Linked DNA regions of Mus musculus: region 2 is linked to region 1. The links are chromatin contacts, found by Hi-C or POLR2A ChIA-PET in ENCODE. All regions are on one chromosome and are shown on one strand. The core of a region is the stretch at or near the end of the contact, and the rest is flanking DNA. Distances in the headings are between cores, read along the strand shown.

Evidence for each region. Hi-C counts contacts between places; a loop is a spot of excess contacts on that map. ChIA-PET counts read pairs that join two places held with the same protein, here RNA polymerase II (POLR2A).
Region 2: a loop to region 1 is called in a map of left cerebral cortex, with 3 times the contacts of the local background. The contact joins the promoter of Cep170b here to the promoter of Akt1 in region 1. A Hi-C loop is called at or near these places in 2 of 37 maps with a recorded cell type or tissue (left cerebral cortex and mouse trophoblast stem cell). POLR2A ChIA-PET finds 5 or more read pairs at or near these places in 2 of 5 experiments (Patski and embryonic stem cell).

What each region holds. Positions count from the first base shown.
Region 1 is chr12:112,671,852-112,676,153 of GRCm38, forward strand. Akt1 (thymoma viral proto-oncogene 1) reads right to left here and starts at 2,425. Exons shown (of 14, transcript NM_009652.3): 1 at 2,149-2,425. It overlaps Gm30150 (a long non-coding RNA gene), which reads left to right and starts at 2,625. Exons shown (of 3, transcript XR_381988.3): 1 at 2,625-2,846; 2 at 3,168-3,701; 3 at 3,840-4,119.
Region 2 is chr12:112,719,630-112,724,390 of GRCm38, forward strand. Cep170b (centrosomal protein 170B) reads left to right here and starts at 2,545. Exons shown (of 19, transcript NM_001024602.3): 1 at 2,545-2,753. It overlaps Gm46382, which reads right to left and starts at 2,537. Exons shown (of 2, transcript XM_017315329.2): 1 at 1,932-2,537.

The DNA of each region.
Region 1 (4,302 bases), core at 1,175-3,674:
AGTAGATGCTACACACCCAGATCTAGGCCTGGTAGTCCGGGGTGCAAGGCTGTGGCCAACCCCCATCATCCTGGTCTCTGCTAGAAACATTCATTTCCAGAAGGCTTTTCCTGTTAGGCAGCTTGTTCAATTTGCTACCCCAGCAGATTAGGCCACCTCCTCCAGGCAGCCCTGACTGCTTCTGCTCTGCCTCGCACTAGTGAGGGGTGCTTACCACTGTCTCACCACCCCCTACAGTCTGGGAGGCCTACTGCAGGTCGCAGGGTCCCTACGGCTCACGTTAGGAACGCGGGAAGGCCAACACTGGAGAGCACAAGTAGAACAGGCACGGTATGAAGCTGAGCCCAAAGTCCTTCAGGACAACACTAAAAACTCCTCAGGCAGAACCCCAGACCCCTTGGGAACACAGCACCCTGCCTGTGAAGCTGTCCCCTTCACTTGGTGAGTACACACTAGGCACATATGGTTCTGTCGAGCCTTCACCCTACGCCTGAGACAGAGAGACTCTGAGACAGCCTGCTGGGAACACCCAAAGCAGTGGTTACGACCCACAATTACAGTATCCGGGAGCCCACAAACAGGGCAGGTAACACACAAGGGTCCTGCAGCGGCCAACTAGCTAGCCTGTGCAAAGCAAAGGGTGCCAGCTCACCTCGCAAAGATCCCCCCGCCCCCCAATTGCTTCTCTTCCAGAGGGACACCTAGGTATCCTTCAAATATCCCCAAGTCTGGACATTCTGGGAAAGTGCACCTGAACAGCCCTTGACCAGCAAGCCTGTGTTGTCCCTCCACCTGGAGTTCATGTGGACAATCCCCAGGAAAAGACTGGAAGGCCGCCGTGGAATAGATCCCAACTAGGGTCTACTACAGCTGACTGGCAACCCCCTATGTCATCTCTCTAGCCCAGAAGACACAAGCTGGCACCCAGAGTCTCTGTCACTTTGCCTTGTATGAAGCTAAATGTGGAACAAAAGGGAGGCCGGCTGCTATGTGTCAAATGCCAAATGCCAAAGTAGGAAAGACCACACCTGGCCCAAGAAGGAAAGAGCCCTTCCCTCAGCAAGCAGGTGGCGACTAAAAGCCAGAACGAAAAAGATAAGCCAAGAAGAAATCCCAGCTCAGTGACTGTCAGAGTGGGTGTGGCCTGGAGGCAGAGGGCTGTACTGCAAGATCTCTCTCGGTGGATGTCCCCTACCCCCACCCAGCCCCAAGGTCTGCTGATGACAGTCAGCTGTCCAGAGCCGTGTAAAAATAAATTCATACACACGGAGTGAAGAAACACAGCCATGTTAACGCCAATGTCCACATCAAGCCGACTTAAGCATGGGACACTCTTCCCACCATGCCATGCCGTAAGGGCATATGGTTGCTATTGTTAAGTCTTAAGAGTTCAGCCCCTCTGGGACACTGGCCCGTGAGCCACACGCCCAGCTGGGGCCCCACCAAGGCGACTCGCCCTTCACTTTAGTGATGGCTCTAGGCAGTCAAGGCTAGCCACCTGGAGCAAGACCAGGGGCCTGGGGGAAGGAGGAGTTTGGCCACACAGCAGAGGCCCAAGGTTCCACCACCGCCCAACTTAGAAACCAGTCCTCTTTAGACAATTCCATCAGCTCAGCCAGTATCCCGGATCCGGGAGACCGAGTCCACGCCGTCCTCAAGGCCCCCCCCCCCCCCGGCACCTCCAGAAACCACCTAGTCCAGGAAGCAGCTTCCGGGCCCAGGAGGGTTAGCAGTCCTTTGTGGGCTAGCCTGGGCACTGTGCCACCGCGCACAACTTTCTGTCCGTGGGAAATGAGTTCTCCTTCCCAGGGCCCTCCCACCGCACGCAGGCCGCGGGGCGAGCCTTTCTCCTACCCTCGCTGGCCGAGTGCCCGGGCAGCCCCAGGCCCCAGGGCGCACCGGCCCCCACTGCGCACACCAACAGCGCCCCTCTCCCGCGACCTGGCCCCGTGGAGCGGCCACCCAAGGTCACGCAGCGGCCGCCCGCACCCTCGCCGGCGTGGGCCTCCTGCGCGACCAGCCCGGCCCCGCGCGCTCCCCGCCCAGGCCTCCGCTCGGCCACTTCCTGCTCCTACTCCGAGGCGCGGCGCGGCCGGGAACAAAGCGGGGTGGCCGCGGCCCGGAACAGGGCGCGGCGCGGGCACTCACCGGGCCGCCGCGTGCGGGCGACTGGGCCTAGCCGGGCCGCGGCCTCGGGCGCCCGCCGCTCCGCATCCCGCGGGCGGGCGCTGGGCGGGGCCGGCTGAAGGCAGCGGCGTCCGGGCGCGCGCTGCTGGCCGGATCTGGGCCGCCGCGGTGCCGGCCACAGGACGCTGCTCGGTCCGCTCCGCTGGTCCCGGACTCGCGTGCGCTGCCGCGCTGGGCCGGCCGCCCGCCGACTCGGTGCTGCCGCCGCCGCCGCCGGCCCGCCTTCTCCCCGCCCCGCGCCCGCGCCGCCCGCCCACATCCGCCTCCGCCGCCCCGGGCGCCCCCGGCGCGGCCCGCGGCCAGGGCGAGGCACCCCGTGAGCGCGAGCGCGGCCCCGCAGGCGCCGCCCTCGGGTGGCCCCGAGCCAGGGCCACGCGGGTAACGGAGCCCCGCCGCAGATCCAGAGCTCCAGCTCTGGTCTGGGTTTCCCGGTTTGTGGGACCTGGCCCTTCCCTGCCTAGCTCTCCAGACCCCAAGGAGGGAGGCCAGCGTGGGAAGTGAATCAGTTTGACTCTCAAGAGGCCCAACTGTCCCCATCTTGGGAGCCGGGAGAGACCGGTCACCGGTGTCCTAAAGGCCAGCCAACACAAGAAAGAAGGCTATTGAGGGCTCATCCAACCCAGTACTGCCTGCCACAGCAACTGATAAGGACTCCCCAGGTGACAGGGAGGACGGGAGCACACCTGGACACCCAGAGGGGGCAGATTCAGGGGTAGGACTCAGTCAGCCAAGACCTTGCTGTGGACTCAGATGGGTGAGGCTTGGGGGGCGGTTCCTTATGGTGTCCCGGAATTGAAGAGTCAAGGTGGTTCCTGCCTCTTATCCATCCTCAGTCCTTCCCCCTTCGGCCAGCCTCAGCAGTTCCTGCGCAGGGCCCCTCCCTCGTCCCAGAAGCCCGACTTGATAGTAACCCTTTTGTGAATTTACCTTCATGTGTTTGGTATTTTTAACCAGGGGGCATTTTTTGTTTTTCATACAAGGGTCAGAGTTCACCAGGAGTGTAAACAAGAGGGTAGATTTAGTAGTCCACGCTATCGCCCAGGATGGAAATCGGAGCTCCTTCTCGGGCTCCTGGGGCTGACCTGGGAAGCACACCCCACTCCCGGAGAAGAACTCACTCTCCTCTCAGCCACGCCCCATACCCTTCAGACGGGGATGGGGATGGGGGGCTCTGTTCTGTGCCCTATCTGCTGCACAGCTGCCCCAGCTCAGAGAGCCTCCAGGGCGCTAAGTCAGAGGCTCAGCAGCAGTTCTGTTCTGCTCCAGCAGTATCCCTGACCCTGAGAGTGGCCTTCAGAGGCTGAGAGTCACACAAATATCCATCACTCGCCCAGCAAACCTTCACCCCAGGCCCCCAACTCCTCCTCTCCTACTTCCCCCATCCCGTTGCTACACAGTTAGAGCCAGCAGGGCGCCCTCTTGTGGAACACAGCAATTTCTGGCTGTTCTCTAGTGACCCTTCTCACTCGGATGCTCTTCCTGGAAGCCACTGTTGGAGACAGCTCCTACCTGTGGTGAGCCCTGTTTCTATGCAGTAACCAGTCCCGCCTCCCTTCTTTGTGTCTCTATCTTCCCCCGAGTCCGGAGTGGGTTGGGGGATAGGCGACTCCTTCTGGGTCCACACTTTGGCAACACCTCTTTGGGCCTCCTAGACAGAGCCACAAGGTGAGTAAGGTCCGCCTTACTGAGACTTGCCACTGGCCTGCTCTGCAGCCATGCTCTCCAACAAAAACTGGTCCCGGGGGCTGGCGAGATGGCTCAGCGGGTAAGATGACTGCTCTTCCGAAGGTCCTGAGTTCAAATCCCAGCAACCACGTGGTGGCTCACAACCACCCGTAATGAGATCTGACGCCCCCTTCTGGTGCGTCTGAAGACAGCTACAGTACTTATGTATAATAATAAATAAATCTTCAAAAAAAAAAAAACCAAAAACCAAAAACAAACAAACCAACCTGTGGTTCCTGACCCTCTTCCCCCCTCACAGAGGTCTTCCCCCCTCTCTCACAGAGGTCTTCCTCCCTCTCATCCCTGGCAGCTTGGTAGGATGCAGGCACTATCCTGAGCTAAGAGGTCTGGGCATCAGCTACATAGTGAGATATGCTCTTGAGACAGCTC
Region 2 (4,761 bases), core at 1,295-3,794, 48 kb after region 1:
GCACATGCGAATTTCAAATTTTCTGTCATTTCTGTAGTAACGGAGCCATCTTACACACAAAGGCCCCCACTTCTCCACCCCTTCCTCTGTAATTGCTCTGCTGTGTGGCAGCCATCTTGAGAGGTGTGAGGTGGTCTCTGACTTACACTTCCAGAGTGATCAGCGGTGGTGTCCATTTTCTTCATGTGCTTCTTGGCCGTGTGTGTTTGTTTTAGACATGTCTACTATGGTGGTTTGAACAGATTCATGTATTTGAATGCTTGGCCATAGGGAGTGTGGCAGAACTGTGTGGAGCTGGCTTGGAGGTTTTATAAGCTCAAGTCTAGCCAGTGTGACAATCTCCTTCTGCTGCCTGTGGATCAAGACCTAAGAACTCTCAGCTCCTTCTCCTGCACCACGGCTGCCTACATGCTGCCACGGTTCCTGCCATGACAATACAGGACTAAACCCCTGAAGCTGTAAGCCAGCCCCAGTGAAATGCTGTCCTTTGTAAGCGTGGCTGTGGTCGTGATATCTCTTCACACCAATAGAAACCAAGCTAAGACATCAAAAGTCTTTCAAGCCTGCGGTTATGTTTAGCAGGTTACTTGGTGGAAATGGTAGGTCCGCACTGGTGGGGGTTCCTTACTTGGTCTGTGTGTTCTTAGTTTGAACTAAAGGAAGCCTCTCTGCTCAGTGGCCTTAAGTGTCACCCTTACTCGATGAAGACTGAAGCTACTACTAGATCTGCTTTCTGATCCCAATGCTACTGCTCAAGTCACTCAAGCGAGCTTGACCCCTCCTCCCCTTCCAGGAAGCAGCAGCCCACTCCAACCCTGCCCTCATGTCTAAGGATACCGACCCCATGACAGTGCACAGCTGGCAGGGGCCTCAGTCAGAACCCAGGACACCATTCCTTCATCTCCCGTCCTTCACCTTGGAAGGAGCCACAACCCAGGTAAAAGTCTCAAATAGAAAAAAAAAATAATAACGTTTATAAGCATCCATTACTAAGGAGTGAGCAAGGGGTAGCTAAGCTAAGACAGCGAAGCCGCTGGGGAAAGGGCTGTTTACAGAGCCAAGAGAATGGGAGAGCCCGGCTCGGGAGTTGGGACTCAGAAACAGGACAGTCTCAGTCTACTAGGAAGAAACTGCAAAATCCCCATACAGCTCCCGGAAGCTGAGACCGGGGCTAACAACCCTGGCAAGGACAAATGGGCTAGGAAGACAGGAACGTACCCAGCCCTCCTCTTTCCAGTACCTGACAAGTCTCCTCTGCCTCCATCTCTTCCAGTTCCTGGCCTCTCCCTGGAGTCCTGGCCTCCCCCTCAAAGTACTCCCGTTTGCCCACAAAGACATCTAGAGCTCTCTCCAAGGCCTTCATCTCATCAGGTCTCAGCTGGCACAAACTTCCTGAGCCCCACTGTCCTTGGGATGACATCCAAAATTGGTCACGAGGCTACAGGTTCCTCCTCTGTCCATACCGCAAGCCAGGCTCCCCCATTTGGGCCTGTACTATAAGCTCGCACAGCCAGGCCCAACAACCTAGCACATTCTCATGCAGTTTTTCCTATCTGTCTCCTCTTGGCGGGCTTGCCTCTACTCTCGAGTTGTGTAGAACCCCTTCCACCTCCTTCTACAGGGCAGGGATGGGCAACTGTGCCCGCTGGCTTTGGAGCCTGGGCGGGGTGGATTGGGTTCACGAAGCTCCTGTACCAGCAGGATAAAGCGCACATTCCTAGGCCTGGAGTTCTGCTCTGCATTCCACTTCCGCCAAGGCCCTCACTAGTACCCTTCAACGGGAATGCAGGAATGCACTCTGAACAGTACTTTCTCCACCACTCTGCAAAGCCGCTCCGCCCCACGCTAATCCTTTCCCCCTTGGCACTAGAGGGACACCTGATACCTCCATTGTTGCACCAGGCACCAGCCAGCGGCCGGTGAGAACTTACCTCAGGAACTGGGAGAGCCTCCGGAGTTCCCCGCCCCTCCCCGTCCAGCCCACTGTGACATCCAGGTACGTTGGTGTCTTTGCCCACCATCCTGTCCCGAGCCCGTGGCCTATCCTGCAACGTCGAGGGCGCAGGAGGAAGAGACCCAGCTGGACGCACAGGCCTCTGGGATCCATCCTACTTCCTTCGCCCTGCACCCCTCCACTGGGCTGAAAGGCCAAAGGTTGGGGCTGGGAGAGCGGCTGGAGCTCGGGCTTCTGGAATGTGGTTAAATGTTAACTATTCGGCTCTGGGACAGGACGCTGGGCAGCCGTACGCCCTTTCTCGCAACCCTGGGATAGCCAGCGCCAGAGAGAAGGGGGTCTGAATGCACAGGGTGGCGGAGATGCGCCGCCCCAGGCTGGGCCGGGGACAAAGGTGATCGCCCGTTCCTGGTTGCCCGATCCGGTGCGCCGGGACGGGTGGACGGAACGGGAGGGGCCGCGCGTAACCTCTGGGGCGGCGCTGCGGAGTCCAGCTCACCTGCTGAGGCTGGCCCGCCCTAACCTGGTTTCCGGGGGGCGGGGCGTCGCGGGGCGGGGCATCACGGGGGCGGGGCGCGCCGGGGCGGAGCGTGTCGCGGCAGACGTCAGGGGACCCGCCGCGCGAGGCCGCGGTCCGGCGCTCTGCCCGTGGGCTCGGCCGGGGCTGCCGCCAGCGTGCGGGCCGCGCCGGGCATGTCCTAGGCGGCGGCCCCGCCCAGCGCTCGGCCGGGCGGGCAGAGGGCCGGGCTGGGCCGGGCAGCGTCCGGGCGGGCGAGCCGCGGGCCTGGCGGGAGCACAGGTAGGACGCAGGAGGGGCCGCGCCAGCCCTGCGCCCACGGCGGCAGGGCCTCCAGCAGGGCACCTGCGTGCCTCCAGGCCACACCGGGGCGGGCGGGGCTGGACAAAAGCGGCGGTGAGGAAGGGGCTGGGCGAGGGCCCGGCACACCTGGCCCGGCCAGCGCTTGCCGATGCTGCCCATGTCTGCGCGCGCCCGGGAGGGGCCTCCTGGCACCGGCGACAAGGCCTGGCCCCGCGCATGTCTACGCGGCCTGCCGAGCTGGTAGACCTGGGCGCCCGGTCCCCGCCCGGGCAGGGCCAGCGCTGATTCAGGATACAACGCCGCTCCCTCCCCCTCTGGGCCTGGCGCGCCTGCCCGCCTCCCGGCCTCCTCCCGGGTGCCCGGTCCCCCCTCCTTCTGCGGTCCCTCCCTCCGTCTTCCTTCTCTTCTCTCCTTTCCCTTTAGCCGCCACCGTCTCCCTGCTTTCTCTGCCTCTGGGCTGTCCGCGGCCAGGAGGGGACCTCCTCCTGTCTGCTCCTTTCAGCCACGGGGCTGCTCCCTGCCTCCCACTGTCTCTCAGCATCTGCATCGCCACCTCCTCCTTCACCTTCGGGTGGTGGCTCTTCTGCTTGGCGCGGCTGAGGGGACAAGTTTGGGGTGTTTATTATTCTCCCTCCTAGCAACGATGGCCGGGCTAAGCCTAGCCCCAAACCTCCTACAGCAAGCCCTGGCTCAGAAGCCTTTCCAAGTTGGACTGGCGGTGGCAGTGGTCACCCCATGACCAGGCTCTGGGGGTTGGCCTCCCTCTCCTCTAAGGGTGTCCCCGTGCCTGCTGTCCACAGTGAGATGATGGCAGGCAGGTGATGTCAGAGTAGGAGACATCCAGGCTGGGTGGGGCTGGGAGGCTCAGTGACGCCCTGGGTCTGGGGCCTGGGGGGGGGGGGGGCTCCCTCCACAGCCCTGACACCTTTGCCAGTAGGATTGGGTCTTTCTGAGAGTTGGGGCTATGGATACCCAGTGAGGTCCTAGAGGCTGCAAGGGCATTGAAATCTTGCCCCTTTAGCCCTTGCCTCTCAAGCTGGGCCCTAAGGAAAGGGGACCTCAGAGCAGGGTATGGGTATGTTCCTGACCACCTGGAGCTGTTTTCTGGGGAGGCAGGTTTCTTTTCTCCATCTTCCTCCTGCTTCCTGAAGGAGTGCTGTGGGCCTTCACAGATGGACAGAGCCCTGTGTTCTTGCCTGCTGCTTACCCCGAAGGGACCCGAGACCTGGGTGAGCAGCCCAGTGTTGACGTCTCTGGGCATGGCTCCTGGGAAATGCAGGACAGGGTTTGGTCCCTCAGATCACTAGTGTGACCTCTCCAGTGTGTGTGTGTTGTGTGAGTTGACACTTCCAGAGAGATGACTTGTGTGGTCGATCCTGCTTCCACCTGACCAGCCCTGTGGGGGCCCGGAGTCTTTCCGTATTCTCTGCCCCTCATCCAGCTTCCAACTTCTGCACGCTGTGGTCCTGCCTTCACCTCTGCCTCCTCTGCCCCACACTGCTCCCTTTCTTACCTGTGACGAGTCTTCCACTTGACTCTTAGTTATTCCTTCTATTGCTTTCTCCTTTCACTTTCTTGTGTGTGTGTGTGTGTGTGCATGTGTGCACGCGCTGTTTTAAAGTACAAGGGTTCAAATCCAGGTGGCAACCACCTGGAAAGTGCCAATGCTCAGACACTCTAGTTGTTCTTCACAGTATAACTAGACTGTGAGTCACCAGGACTCAGGAGCTCTAGACTGCCCCCTCTTGGACAGTTTGCCTACACAGAGCCACTGTCTAGGCCCAAGCTTGGATTCATGCTTTGCTCTTGAAGCTAATTCCTGTGTTTGAACAAGGCTTGGATTTTTGTGTTGTACTGGGCTCTATAGGGATGGAGTCAGACCTGTGCTCCGAAGACTTCTGTCTTTCCCCAGGATTTGCAGAGTGGCTTGCTGTGGGAAGCAGACCTTCTAGTAAGGGTGTATATCCCGGAGCCCTCTGTAGGCCAT